Regions from separate parts of the Mus musculus genome. Here region 1 is linked to region 2. A link is a loop called in an ENCODE intact Hi-C map of the cell type or tissue named here. Cell type or tissue: heart. All regions are shown on one strand.

What was found. Hi-C counts contacts between places; a loop is a spot of excess contacts. Peaks named below come from ENCODE experiments on the same cell type or tissue, not always from the same donor. Only the 100,000 strongest peaks of a DNase experiment are listed, where the experiment ranks them.
Region 1: a loop joins it to region 2, with 6 times the contacts of the local background. A loop is called at or near these places in 16 of 42 quality-filtered maps.

Annotation. Positions count from the first base shown.
Region 1 is chr15:5,190,030-5,198,029 of GRCm38, reverse strand. The region is part of intron 2 of Ttc33 (tetratricopeptide repeat domain 33); the gene reads right to left. Among named protein-coding and RNA genes, the nearest start is that of Ttc33, 8.5 kb to the right of the region's middle. In heart, a CTCF peak has its summit at 4,001 (motif pointing left); DNase peaks (open chromatin) are centred at 1,139 and 1,629; H3K27ac peaks cover 355 bases.
Region 2 is chr15:6,205,847-6,213,846 of GRCm38, reverse strand. No RefSeq gene overlaps it. Among named protein-coding and RNA genes, the nearest start is that of Gm23139, 58 kb to the right of the region's middle. In heart, a CTCF peak has its summit at 4,344 (motif pointing right); no DNase peak of the experiment used is centred here.

The DNA of each region.
Region 1 (8,000 bases), 1.0 Mb after region 2:
AATTTTCCTCTAGTCCTTCTGGGTACTTTTTTCTGAACTCGGAAATCAGAGTAGGTTTTTGTTTTTTGGTTTTTTTTTGGGGGGGGGAGGGGTTGTTTTGCAACAGGGTCTCACTCTGCAGCCTGGCTGCTTAGAACTCACTATTGTACACCAGCTGGCCTTGAACTCAGAAATCTACCTGACTATGCCATGACAGCCATGACAGCTGGCCTGAGCAGGTGTTTGGATTTTTTGTATGTATGTGTGTTAATTCTTTTAGGCCCATAGTGTGTGTGTGTGTGTGTGTGTGTGTGTGTGTGTTAATTCTTTTAAGCCCACAGAAAATGGAAAATGTCTGAGCACTTAAAAGACACTAATATCACAGTTTCTATCCACTCCATTTGTCCTACCTGCTCCATAAGACTTCTGAAAACAGAGAGAAGCATAGAAGAAATGCTAAGAGGGAACACACGTGGTGTGTTGGGATTGTAAAAACAAGCTCTTCCCTGAAACACAAGAAGCAGTCACCATTCTTACTTTAGTCCATCTCATCATTTCAGTAACCAGTATTATAAAACTCCTAAGACAGAAGATTGTGAGTAGGGAGAGAAAGAACAGAGAAAAGAGAAGGGTGGGGGAGGGGGGAAAGAGGAGAGGAGAGGCGAAGGACAAAGATTCCAGGTACAGCAGAGAGGTCTTAGCTCTGAGATGTTTACCTTGAAGGGTTCTGGTCTCTAGAGCAAAGGATGGCATGTTGTTAGCCAATCCAGTGAGTATTTTAGACTTTGTGAGCAGGATGGCCTCTGTCACAAGTACTTAGCTCTACCATCGTGTCACACATCAGCCACAGTCACGACGGAAGCAGATAAGCATGGCTCTGTCACTACAAAACATTTACTTTCAAACACAAGCAATGGTTTGGTCACCAGTCTCTGCCTGGCCTAGCTACTGATGCAAGTTTACTGTGTTAGCCAAATGTCCTCTTAACTTCACATGTTCTTATCTGCCTAAAAAAACTAGAAGCAGTTATTACAATGCAGCATGTATCATTTATGGAAATTCACAGAGGTCTTTTTCAACTGTCACCACATGTGTTTAAGGAATTAGTGGCAGGGGCCACACGGGGTCAGGGATGTTAAGAGCCCATGAGGAAAACAGCTGTCAAAAGGTTACACTGCTCAAAACGTCACTGCCCCAGTGCTGCAAAGGACGAGGACTTACCATCTCACCACCCAACAAAGCTGCCCATAGACAAAGAACAAGATAAACTAGGAAATTCACCAGGACAGTGACTATAACTCTTTCTATTTCCTCTTTGCATTAGGCAGATATGCATGCATACACACAGAGACACGCACACATGTACAAACACACCTACAGATTTGTATGGAACACAAAAGTAAAGCAAAAAGAAAAGAACGGCTTCTCACCACCACTTCTATTTTGAAAATTCAATCAATGCTTCCAGGTAAGACCTTTCTTGCCTAAATATACAAACATTTAAAGAGCAAAGGAACTGTTTTCCAACAGTTAAGGTGAAGCAAGCAATGAAGAGCTTCAGTCCTAACAGATCCCTGAGCTGCCCCACCCCCTCTGGCTCTCGTTCACGCCCTTGTTCATTTCATAGCTGATCCTTCCCACCGCTCAACAATGGCCCCACTTAGTTCCTCCATCTGGGGCTCACAGGATGCTTGGCACCCAATAAGTCAGTCTGTGGTCTCTCCCAATTCCTGCAGTCTATCTCCTAATTCAACTTCAGTCTGGAACAGACTGAAAAGACACAGCCCTGTTACAGCTGTTGGATAGGAAACAGTAAAAGATAAAAACTTGGTTTAAAGTCACTGTGGTTAATAAATGACCAAAGTCTGATTCAGCCAGTTTAAAGGCAGCCTTAACAACATGGAACTAAACTAGCACAAGGAAGGAAGCAAGGTGAATAGCTCAGGGATTACACAGGGCAGGGTGAGATAATGCCCAACAGTGAGACAAAGAACAGCTGGTGACCAAGCCCAGTAAGTTTGATAACATGCTCACTCACCAGACGAAAGGGCACAATGCTTAGTTACTTTGCTCCCGACTGTATTTCTAATTTACTACAATTCAGTGAGCTATTTAGTTAATGGCATATTTAATAAATATTTATAGGTCACTTTTTCTGGGCGAGGATAAAGAAGGTCTCTACTATTCTTCTAGAACTTTCTAAAGTACTTTTTGGGGAAAAGGGCATGAGAAAAAGATTCCAATGTAAATTCCATGGTTTAAAGAGGGATGTGACATGTAATGACCAAGTATCTTCTCAAAATGGGTGATAGGCAAACAGGAGATTCTTCCAAGGAATGTATATAGCCTGAGACCTGAACGACAAGACAGGACAAACATGAAAATTTGAAGAAAGTCCATTGCAGACAAAGGCAAGAGCCCAAGGCAAGACTAAGCACTTCATGTTCAGAACATAGAAAGTCAAACCAGTACGATTACAGTATAAGGAGAAAGGAAGTAATTATATTAGAGAAGTAGGCCAAATCATGGCCACAGAAAACCTACCAGGCTAGGGTTAGAGGTGTTCATCTAATGTAGTCGTGGTGAAGAATTCATAGCTTTATTAACACTGACGTGACTACATTTCGAAAAGATGTCCAGTCAAGGGAGCAGAATAAGCTATCAGGATATAAACCACATACAATGAGACCAATTCAGGTTTCTTAAGAAACCAGGGATAAGGTATCTCCCAATAAGACCAGGATAACTGCAGTGAAAACTGAGAGTGGATAAAAGCGTATATATGGTATAAGAAACCCCACTTGGGCTGGGCCTGAGGAGTGAAAGAAAGGCATCTAGAAATGATGTCCAGTGGTTATGTGGACAACAGAGCCGGAGGTGAGAGCTTCCTGGCTAACCCTACTGGGATCTCAAGTAAACAAGACAGGGTCGGGGCAAAGGGGAGAAGGAAAATACAGGCCTATGGGATGCGGCCAACAGCTATGCAAATGAACTTAGAGGACCGTTATCATGAGAAACTTCTCAGTGATAGCGATGAAATCAGTGTGTCTCGGAAGCAGACCATGATCGGGGGCTTGGGTGAGGGGTGGTCCCCAGGCTCTTTCCTACGTGCTGTTCTCCCACAAGTCAGAGCTTGTTGCACACAGCCTTAACCCTCACCACTCGCTCCAGAATTTCACCAAGTCTCATCTGGTCAATGTCAAGGGGTAAGAGCCTTTCTACCAGCATTACAAATGGGGTCTCACTAGTCTATTACAATAGTAACAACCAGAACTGCATGGCTACAGAAACAGAGGGAGCTATCAGACAGGCAGTGACTTATAAGCAAGTGGGGCAGAACAGCTCCGAGAAGGTGAGTAAGCCAGCGAGCTGACTCATGGTTTGAGGCTGAAGTAACTAGGGAAATGGCAGTGCCTTTCACTTATCTGGGAAAGCAGCAGATCCCTGGGTAAACACTCACATGTTCTACTTGGTAAGTTTGATGCTTTTTATGCATCCAAGGAGGTGCGAAGAGACACTGACAGAGCTGGGGTTCAGATGGTAGGACAACACGGTATCAGGCATGCCAGCAAGCTAAGAAGGGACTCGTGGGAGGAACGGGCAACACAGACAGTCACCAGGAGATAATTAGGGAACATGTTCCTGAGAAGTAAGAAGGGATGAGTCCAGTGCATAAGTGAAGGGGGGAGAGCTTTCATGAGAATTTGGTATTCATTATAACAGCTCAAAGACAAATAATCTACAGATACGGGACATTCCAAGGACATGAGAGTAAGGAATCCACGCACTACACTGACTGCATCCACTCTTGTGAGACGTGAGGCAAAGCCATTGACTTCAAATGCCCTGAAGCTTGGAGTCAGAGGATGTGCATCACACGGGGAAAACATATACAAGTTCACTTTGGCTGGTATACTTTCCTAACTAACCTTCATGATAAATTCCAGTTACACTTGGCCTTCACACTCACACAAACCCATGCCACAATAACAAAGCCACTTGTCTAGCTATGCAAGTGTCACCATCTAGTGGTTGAAACTGCATACCAATTTTAAAATGCTGGGAGCGATTATACCCTTTACCTTAGGAAGACAAATCCGAGTTAGAAATAAGTCTAAAAAAAAAAAATTGGAGAAAGTAACTTCTAAAAAGCTTAGCATTATAATAAACCAATACCATAAAAATCCTAATACATAATATCTCACACACATTTATTTTTATGCAATGTAACTTGTTCTGAAATCTTTCAACAATCTTTAAGATGTATGTCGTCACTTATATATGAGGAAACCTGAAACTGGTAGAGAAGTTAATGACCTGCCCAAAATTTATACAGAGAGAAATGATAATTACGGTAAGATCTGAACGGAGGTAAAATTACTTCAAAGTCCACACTCGTAACCATTATAGTCAACTGCCCATCTAAAAAGCATCAGGCATCCTTAGGGCTGGACACAGAAGGAAGCCTTTTGTCATGAAGAATCATTAATACTATGAAGAGAAAATTCAAGTGGCAAAATAAGTCTAAGGCAGTCTTGCCACCATCAAACAAGCAGTAGAAGACTGTATCAAAGAATGAAGACTTCTCTGGGGGAGAGATGACAGTAGCCTATTTGGACAAGACTATATTAATGTGTTCAAACAATTCTACATGCTCAATAAAGCTCAGTGAGGAAATATGAATTTAAAAAACAAGAGAAACTCACAGGGACATAAAAACAAGTAACTTAGTATGTAAAGTGACTTGAAGACAGCAGAAATACAAAAAGGAAAAACAAGCGGCTGTGAAGGGGAAAAGAAAGAAGGAAGGAAGAGAGGGAGGGAGGAAGGGAGGGCAGGTGGGCCAGCGGGCGGGCGGGCCTCAGAGTGCTGCTGCCCAGCAGCCTGCCTACCAGAGAGAGCGAAGAACAACTGGTGTGCAGAAATCTGAAGGGCAGGAAAACACACTGGACAAGGTCGTCACACAATTATAAAAGAATTACAGGGATGAGAGGCCAGGAGACAGCTCAGTCGGGAAAATGCTTGTTGAGTAAGTCTGGTTCCACACTCACACAGACAAATATGCATGCACAGCCACACACAAACATGTACACGTATACACATACTGTTGGGGAAAAGAAAGGCCAGTTTAGCTCAAGGACATGCTAAGGATAAAGGTGACTGACAGGGAGAAGCTGGGTTGTGTGGCTGCTTCTCACTTCAATTTCACTGCTGCTCCTTACATTGCATATCATTCAATGTAATTCAATTACATTCAATATCTTCAGGCATTTTTCAAACCACTAATTCTACGTTTGTTTGGTTTTAAATAGCCAAATTACTTAATTCTACTAAATCCCTTTAATTCTGTTTACTTTCCAAAAGCTATGTATACATTATTCTGAAACAAATGCTAACAGAAAAGAAAAAACTTCATGATCCTAAAGTAAGCCTCTGAGCTAGCTGATTTTAGTGACATGACTCAGGGGTTTAAAACATAGGCAGAAACCATGAGCTATTTTGTTTATCTCTGACGTTGTTATCTTTCCTTGACCACAGAGCATCCTAAGGGACTGTCCTGGCAGGAACCGGTGGCCTTTTCCTCATCACACTTGTGCAGGTCTGAGAAAAGGCAACGCAACAGTGTTCGTGACCTGTAACAGGAGCTGACTGAGAGCTCTAAAGACGGTTCAGTAGATATTTTAAAAGTAATCTCATAAATGAAAAACTTAACATTGGTTTCTTGTAAAACACAATCTGCAAAATTCTCCAAGAGAAATCCTTTTATAAAAAAAATTTTTAAAAAAATTTATTTTATGTATATGAGTACACTGTAGCTGTCTTCAGACACACCAGAAGAGGGCATTGGATCCCATTACAGGTGGTTGTGGGCCACCATGTGGTTGCTGGGAATTGAACTCAGGACCTCTGAAAGAGCAGTCAGTGCTCTTAACCACTGAGCCATCTCTCCAGCCCCAAGAGAAAACCCTTTATGCCTAAAACACCACAAACAACAATACACACACTAGCATTACACTATTACGATCTTAGCTGATGTTAGTAAGGCACTCATGCCTAGATTCCCAACACTCAACAGACTGAAGAAAGAGAACTGACCTGAGCTGGAGATCATCCTGGCCATGTGCAACCCAGTCCCTAAAACAAAAAGCTAAGCTTGGTGGCACACACTTTTCACCCAGCTCTTGGGACAGAGGCAGGCAGATCTCAATGAGTTTGAGGGCATGTTCTAGGGCAGCTCAAGCTATATATATATACAACGAAGCCCTGTCTCAAAGCAAACAAAAAAAAGTTACCTTCCATAAGGATCTATAAGTAACTAATGCTTGCTAGAAGAGGTAAAGACATTTTCTTTAGTAACATAGCCACTAAAATAACCCATGTGCCTATAGCCATCCACCCCATGCACCCATGGAAACCCTAATGAAATTCACTGGGTCATCAAGAGCACAGAGACCAAGGGGATCAGCAAAGGGGGGGAGGAAAGAGAGGCAGCTCACAATACATTATATACACTATATACACATAGGACAATAAAGCCAATGAAACCCATTAGTATGTATAGTTAGTACATTATAATAAAAGGTTTAGTCTAGGCATACAGAATACATCAACTTTAATACAGACAGGACATCTGTCAATGTAAAAAGTTGCACTAGAATAGTGGATGGTGGCACCTGCCAATGACCACAGTGCTCAGGAGGGACAACCAAGATCACAAGTCCCAACAGCCTGAGCTCCATAAGACCTCGGCACCTTGTCTCAAACACTGAAAAGACAAAAAAATAAAAAATCTTTCCTACTCGAGAATTCTTCTATTAACGTATATTCCATACTTAAAGACTTTACTAGGCTAGGGATGTAGCTTGCTTAGGAAAGGGCTTGACCAGCACTGCTGCACCAGATAAAGCTAGACTCAGTGGCTCACACCTGTAATCCTCATACCTGGGAGGTAAAGACAGGAGGGCCAAAAGGTGGAGGACAAACTGGGTTGTAGGAGCCGGTTTTCAAGAGACTGTCTCTTACAGTCACCATTAATTAAGTAATTAATTAATTAAGGTCCATTTTTATTGTCCTCTAATCTTGTTTTCCAGCTACGAAACATTTCTCTGTTCTCCACTGACTTGTGAAGACATTTCATTCCCATTGAAAGATCTAAGCAGGGTAAAGGGAAAGGAAATAGGAAATCAAGGGGAAATAAAGGAAGAAACAGGCACATTTGTAGAAATTTAGCTAGGGAAGGGCTATGAATAAAAGATGCTATTTTCAAGTTCCTGTGTACCCACCACATTTACAAAAGTACTTAAGAATCAACGGTAAGTGGTACAGCAGCATGGCTCTGTAATCCTAGCACTACACAGACTAAGGCGGGGAGGGCAGGGAGCTCAGCTAGGCTACACAGCAAGACTGTCGCAAACAGAAGAAAACCCAATGAGAAAGTGAGAGGACAGTGAGTGACAATGTCACCTCCCTAGACGAACATCAGAGAGTATAATAAAGCACTGTATAGATTGTAATAGAACTATTACAAAATGGCAGTTTTGCAAGTGTCTTTTTGACAAATGAAATCAGATATTTAAAACATGAATCTGTGCTGACTAGTTTTATATCAACTTGATTCGACAGTAGTTTTCAAAGAGGAAACCTCAATTGAGAACACATATCCACCAGACTGGCCAGTGGGCGAGCCTGTGGAACATATTTTCTTGACTGATGTTTGATGTGGAAGGGCCCAGATCACTATGTGTGGTGCCACCCCTAGGTTGATGAAACAAGAGAGCAGGCTGGGCAAACCAGGAGGAGCAAGCCAGTAAGCAGCACTCTCGATGGTATGTTGTCTGCTTCAGCTCCTGCCTCCAGGTTCCTGCATGGAGTGGCTGCTCTGACTTTGTTCAATGATGGACTGCTACCTGGAAGAAATAAGCGCATTCCTTCCAAAGTTGCTTTTGGTCATGGCGTTTCATCACAGCAACAGAAACCCTACCTAAGACAACAGTTGATTCCATTAGAGATCGTGAACCAGA
Region 2 (8,000 bases):
CCCAACAAGTAAGTACCCCTCCTATTTTGGTGTCTGATTTATTTGTACCCCACTATGCTTAATTAGGTTTTCTTGAGACTGAGAGTGGTCAATTATTTACCATGGAGTAATAAATAAATAAATAAATGAATAAATAAATAAATAAAGTAATCAAATAAGTAAAGTAACCAAATAAATAATGGAGAATTATTTATTTGGTTCAGCATATATCACTGGTCAATATGACTTATTCTTTGCCCTTTCTGGCAACCGCAACAGTCTAGAGTTCTTTAGAGATGACTGGGTCCTCGTGAGCCCCTCCCCTTTCCATGACGTAATGTCGATTGGCCCAGTCCTGTTTAGGTCTCGTGCATCTTGTCACAACTGCTGTAAGCTCCCATGTGCATGTGCCCTGATGAGTCTTGAAATCACTGTTTTCTTGATGTAACCTACTATCACTGGCTATTAATATTTCCCAATTCACTTTTTTTTACTTTACTTTTAAACAGGAAAACCATAATATATCTCATAAGCAGACAAATGGAATCTAGTAAAGACGGAAAACTAATTCATTGTGGCCACAGGAGGGTGACCAGAATAACAAGAGCAGGTTTAATGATCGCAACGAATCAGTGTAATACTCTATTGAGTCACTAAAAATAATAATAATAAAAATAATATAAGGAATAGGTGTAGCAAAGGAATTTGACTATACCCTACTTACCAAGAAAAATATCCTGTAGATTTAGAATAGAATGTATGGCACCAAGTTGTTAAAGGTTGTATACAAAAATTATTCAGTCAACACAAACAGTGTGGGACTCAAAATCGAGTCATTCACTGTAATCGGTAGCCAATACGATAAGTGCTTTAATAAAGACATGGATATTAGAATGAAAGGAAACCCATTCATCCAGAGAGCTTTGTAGGTGAAGGTGCTTGGTGGCAACACTGAGGACCAGAATTGGATTACCTGGATCCACATGGTAGGAGAGAGCTGAGTCTACTGGGCTGTCCTCTGATCTGCCTTATCACACTGTAGCACGCACTCATGCACACACACGCACATACACATGCACACAGCCAATCATACACACACACACACACACACACACACACACACACACACACACACACACACACACTAAATGCCATGTATAAAAGAGTAAATGATGTTTGTAAACCACATTATGGTATGCATAGAAAGACCCAAGTTTTGTATAAAAACTAACATAAAACTGAAGCTGCCGTCTACTCCTCTTGGGTGAATTTGCTTCCTATTGTTCTAGAGCTTTTAGGTGTGTTGTCAAGCTGCTAGTGTGTGTTCTCTCACAGTCAGCTATTGGATGGATCACATGGCCCCCAATGGAGGAGCTAGAGAAAGTACCCAAGGAGCTAAAGGGATCTGCAACCCTATAGGTGGAACAACATTATGAACTAACCAGTACCCCGGAGCTCTTGACTCTAGCTGCATATGTATCAAAAGATGGCCTAGTCTGCCATCACTGGAAAGAGAGGCCCATTGGACTTGCAAACTTTATATGCCCCAGTACAGGGGAATGCCAGGGCCAAGAAGTGGGAGTGGGTGGGTAGGGGAGTGGGGGGGAGGGTATGGGGGACTTTTGGGATAGCATTGGAAATGTAAATGAAGAAAATACCTAATAAAAATATTAATAAAAAAAAAGAAAAAAAAACCTGAAACTGCTACATGAGCTCGGGACTAGTCCAGATTATAGTTGATAAAAAGAGTCACTCAGATATTTACATTAACAACAAATAACTGATTGTAGAACTTGTAGGTAGCTAAACATGGCATACAAAATTTAAAATACTAAAGGTTAAATTTAATAAAAGACACGAGTCATGTACCACAAACATGGGTAAAAGAAACCAAATCAATGTGTTGAGATACAACTTAATAACTCCCGAGATGAAATACTTTTCTCCCTTTCCCATAGTGATACAACTTCAATGTGGTATTTGTACAAATACCATCAACATTTTCCTTTTGTGGGGGTATAAATTAATAACATATATCTACAATTTACTAGGAGATGAAATTTTTGTAAGGGAAAAACATGGGATTAAGACAGTACTTAATACCAAGACTATAAAATAACTAATATATTTAAGGAAACACCTATGTCTACAGGCCCAGTAGATTTCAGAATTTAAACCTTACATATATGTTCAAATAAAATTTTGCAGCTAGTCAAAATAATGACTTGATAATAAGAGTCCTCTTAGCAAAGGTGCCATGGTAACTGAATATGTGTAAAAGTGTTGTAATTCATCTTCTACCTCACATGGCTTATCTGAATTAACTCAAGAAAGATGATAATTCCAAATATAGAGCCTATAACTAGAAATGAAAAGAAATCCTCAAAGAAAAGAGTCCAGGTTCAAAACTGTTTGAGAGCACTGACATTTTCTAAGATGGATTTCATGTAAATGAAAAATTAAGTTTATTCTAGTACCTGAGTGCATTAAGAGCTTTAGACAAGCACACTTCCCTTGAGCAGCATTCTAACCCACAAATTAAAACATTTGCTCTGTAAAGAGGAGTTTGTAAAGATGGTAAAATGAGCCACCAGGTATGAGCTAGCCTTTGCTACGAGCTAAATTTGCAAAGCACACTTCCTCTCAAAGCTGTATCAGAAAATAAATTACAAAATACACAGAAAACATGAGTGGCAGGCACGATTAGGAATAGAATTGTGAGCGAAAAGAATGTTCTACAATACAGGTAATTAGAATGGCTAAAATAAATAAAATTGAATTTATTAGTTATTTGCCAGAATTCAACTTTGTTGACAGGACCATGAAATAATATAAACATTTGACAGTTATATTTAATTACAAATATTTATTTAATTGTTCAAGCTTTAACAACTCTAAATATTTATGAAATGGAAAGGAGAACACGTGTCTGCAGAAAGGGTACAGATACAGTGACTTTGATCTGAGATTTTGTGAAATTCTAAGGTGCATTGCAAAGGCATGAACTCGTATCATTCAGAGCAACACAGATGGATCGCAACATCTTCGTCCTAAGTACTGAATTCCAGACACGACACTTTGCATAATGCTACAATTTCGTTAACAAAACTCTAAAGAGAAAAACTGAGACCGTAAAGATTTCAGCAGTGGTTAGTAAGGGCGAGGTAGCAGTGAGTATGGAGATGGTCACGGGCACAGGGTGGTGACAAAGTTCTTTATCCCGACAGTAGTTATGAAAACAGTTAAATTTTACTGTGTAAAGTAAAAAAACTCCTAAAATTGTGCTTTTTATGATCGATGAGTTTTTATTATATACACGTTACACTTCAAAAATTTTATTGACAAACTAGTTGAAAGTCATTTACTCAGTGGGACCGCCTGCAGCCTCTGCGGCCTCACTGTCACTTACTGGGATGGTTATGTAAAATTTGCAGCAACTTGCGCAGGTTAACGGAAGCCACTAATAGTTATTAAACACTGTGTCCTGTTCTGAGTGCCTTCACAGCTTTTCCTGATTGGATCTTCCCATTACTCCTGAGAAGGTGTGATAGTACCATCTCCATATGACAAAGACTGTCTCAGTTAGGGTTTCTATTGCTGTGAAACACCATGACCAAAAAGCAATTAGGGAGGAAAGGGTTTATTTGGCTTCCATTTACAGATCATAGTCCATCACTGAAGGAAGTCAGGATAGGAACTCAAACAGGGCTGGAACCTATGGCAGGAGCTGATGCAGAGTTCGTAGAGGGGTGCTGCTTACTGGCTTTCTTTACGTGGCTTGCCCAGCCTTCTTTCTTAAAGAACCCAGGACCGCTAGCCCAGAAGTGGTCCTCCCCTACAGTGGGCTGGGCCCTCCCCCCATTGACCACTAATTGAGAAAATGCCTTATAGCTGGATCTCATGGAGGCACTTCCTCACCTGAGGCTCCTTCCTCTCTGATGACTCTAGCTTGTCTTCAGTTGTCACACAAAACCAGCCAGTTCAAAGAGAAAACGGACCCCCTAAATACTCAGCAACAGTGCATAGCAGTAAATGTACAGGCAGCCTGACTCTAGAGATCAGAGAGCACTAAAGGTTGGGTGATTTCCTAAAGCTTATCTGACATTGGACAAGATGTTTTACAAACCCTAACATTGCTCAACAGATCAGCCATTGCTTTACTGAAGTTTTGTCAGTGTAACATGTCTCTTGCAATCGAAAGCCAATCAACTGCTTGTTAATTGTAACTTTGTATTGCTTTAAGTCAAAAATACGTCTTGCAGAAATCTCTAAATCTGCTATAACATCCAGCATGAAAGTCTGTGTTTAGAGTGTTCAGAATATAGGGACAGAGTTGAAGCTTTAGTTCAAGTGCAGTTTACAAACTCTTCCAGCAGATGGCAGTACAGCCATTGTTAAAAATGTTTGCTACACAGGTGACCTTAGCTGCTTTTTTCCTTCCTTCCTTCCTTCCTTCCTTCCTTCCTTCCTTCCTTCCTTCCTTCCTTCCTTCCTTCCTTCCTTCCTTCCTTCCTTCCTTCCTCCCTCCCTCCTCCCCCTCCCACCCTTTCTTCCTTTCTTTCCTTCCTGTCCTTTCTCTCTGTTTTTGTTGGTGTTCTCTGTGATGAGTCCTTTAAGGTTGCTTTAACAATTCTACTCCAGACATAACAGTTAACGATAAAGGTTAAGCCAGGTGTCAAAGTCTTTAGATCAAACCAGGACATCCATGGTTAGGTCTTGTGAAGGGTATTCTCAGTTGTATTTGACTATAACTGAAGTGAACTGCAATCTAGAAATAGAGGGTATACATGTGACCTGGATCTTGAGGCAGAAAGACAACATGGATTTTATTCAGATCTTGAATCTGGAAGACACAGGCTTTTGATCCAGATCTTGAGGTGGGATGGCGTATAACTTTAATCCAGATCTTGAGGCATACCTTAATATATATATATATATATATTCCATAGGTTCTGTGACTCTAGAGAACCCTGACTAATACAGAAATACAGATCTGGAAAAAGGGTGATGAGAATTTGATTTTGAACTTATCCAGACAAACTAATGTCTAGAGGAGGCGGCAGTTACAGAAATGACAATTGAGCAGCCAACTGCCTATCTTGGGGTTCACAAGAAATGTCAGTCAAAGAGAAAAGGGTTTTCTTGTCAGATTTGAGCAGAGGTGTTAAACTAAATGTTTGCCAGAAGGAATGGTATGAACTTAGACTGTATTTTGAGGTACCATCTTTCAATTAATTCACATAGCTATCAATAGCTGAGTCTGCTGGTCCCATTAGAAGCACAGATCAAGCAATAGATGTGCCTGGGTCTGGTGGTGCAGGGCTGAAATCACAACAAATGGGAAGACTGAGACCAGAAAATCCCAAGCTCAAGCCAGAGGTTTAAGACCAGTCTGGACTCTGTTTCAAAGTGAACATAGCATTGCATATCTATCTCAGTCAATGGTGGAGTGCTTGTGTAGCATGTTCAAGGGCTAGATCCATCTCTGCGTGGGACAGCAGAGGTGTTGCACCAAAGAGCTTTCTGTATTGACATTGGGGTCGAGAAGAGGCATGAAAGTTTTAGAAACCTTCTCTTAAATGCTAGCACTTAGGAGAGGTCTGCAAGTCTTGTGTGCTGGGAGCCGATGGGCAAGGGGGAAGGAAACAAGAGTCATAAATAATCTGAAGACATTTAGGAAATCTGTGAAAGGAAGCCATGGCCTGTGAGCAAGTGTTGCCCAGGTTGATGGAGATAGACAGGTTATCATGAGAAAGTGGCAGAGAGAATATGGAAAGGTACAGAAGTTCCTTTTTCAAGTTGGGCAGGGAGTGGGGCTTTGGATGTGGGGGAGGGGAGATGATTCTGTAGGTTGAGTAGACACAGGAATAGAGGAAATCCTGACACAGCCTAAAGACTCAGCCCATTTGTATGTGCAGTGAAGGGGCTATTTGAAATTATACTGAAGTTGGTTTTCTCTTTCCCTTAAATGACATTTAGATAATCTAATGAAACTGTATAACCTCATTTACCAGCAGCTTTGTCAATGTCAGAATAAAATTAGACATATAATGTTAAGGCACATCTGAAAATAAGTTTTTCAATTATCTCTGCTCAGCTCCCCTCTACGGCTGATGTTTCAAGTTTGGGACAAAGGTCAGCCATGTTGGTCTCCTTTGCTGTAAGCATCCAAGAACTGACATTTTGGCCAGTGAAAGACCTAAGGGAACTGCTGTGGTATCTTTGAAGCATTTACAGTTTTGCAGTGTTCTGTAGTCAGTTCTTATGTTTCAGCTGTGAGTGAGTTTTATTATTAAACTTTTGAAAGAGCTTTCATTCTGTTCCTCTCAGCTCTTCCTAAAGGAGAAGAAGGCTTGCTGAGGACTGAGTCTTTTGCATGGGAGCTCTGGTTTTCTGGTGTCGTTACTGTGCAAAAGAATGCAAAGCCTGCCCTTGAGTCTGTCTCAGGAGGACTAGCAATTCCAGAGCAGCAAATAACTCTGGAGTTAAGCATACTGGTTTCATTAAAAACTAATATTAACAGGACAGAATTTTCAGAGGCAGTGGAAAGTGGAGAAAGGACAGGAAGAAAGTCGTATGTGGGCATCCCCAGAGAAATAGTGTCTGTTCCTACAGCACTGCTAGGCAGTTTGTTTACAAATCCATGCATACACATACTTGGTTTCAACTTAACTCTTTGAATCTCTGTTTTGTATCTGTCAACAGCCAATAAGGAACACAGATTGAAGTCTCTCCAAATATGTGTTCCAATGTGAAAACAGGTGGGTGGGTACCAGAAAAACGAGGGTGCTCTCCTATAGATTTTAGGTGTTATCTGCTGACATTCATAGCTTTAGTGTTGGCAGAAGCTAGTGGACTCTTGGTAAGTTTCTTAAGTTCTCATATGGTAGTTGAAAGTATGTTAGTGGACACAGAGGTAGACAGTGAATGGCTGTGAAAGAAGCTAAAGGTATACCAGATAATTTTCTTCTAGATCTGTGACATTCCAAATCTATACAATCATCAGCAAGCTAATCCAGCTTATAGAATCTTTAGCACAAGTAAGTCTTTTATTCTTAGAAATTTGGTTCACAGTGCAGAAGACAAGGAAACTCAAATGTTTAATGTGCTTAGGGGAACATCATAACACTAGTACACAGTGCTCCTAACACTGAAAATTTGCACACCTATTTGCTTGTTTTAGTCAGAGTTTCACAATATAGGCTAGAATGGCCTGAAACTCAAAACTTTCCTTCCCCATGATCCCAAATAATGAGATCATTACAAATACGGTTTATCTCACCAGACTCTAAATCATAACTTTGATGACCATTCACATATGCTTTTGAACACAAGTTATCATGTGACATGGACAGAGCAAGGATTAGGATAGACCAACTGAAAGAAGAGTCTCTACATCTGGTGGAGTTTCCTCTATTCCCCAGGCACATTTTCAAGGAGGTTTCATTTGTTATTTTTGTCCTCTTGCTGTCATCTTGAAAGAAACTCATATTAGAGCACTCAAGTATAAATGTTTGCACTACATTATTTTTCATGTCTGGCAATCTTTTCATGTTGTGCTCCACAGGGCTGTATAGAAACTAAGTCATCCTTGGGCGCGGAGTCAGCAGACACCTTCAAGGTCCCTAGAGGACTCTCCATGTGATCTTAGGACCACCGGTGAGTGGAACACAACTTCTGTTCCATTCCAATCATGTGGGACCTGAGACAGCATTAGGGAAACAGAAAACCCGACCTAACCAGGGTCACAAATCCCTTCCTGTAGGTTCCAGCACCGGGTAACCTGGGCACTGAGTCAGCAGACACCCCCAAGGTCCCTAGAGGACAGCTTCTGATGCAGACCCTATTTCAGGCTCCAGACATCCGGGCACCTTCCCTGCCAGAGGAGAGGTGTCCACCCTGCCCGGGAGGGTTTTGCCAGAGCACCTCGGGGAGTCATCGCAGTTCCTGTATCCCTCAGAGACTAGTCTGCACAGGTGAGAGTATGGACTACAGAAGCTAACAGCTTCTGGGACAGGCAG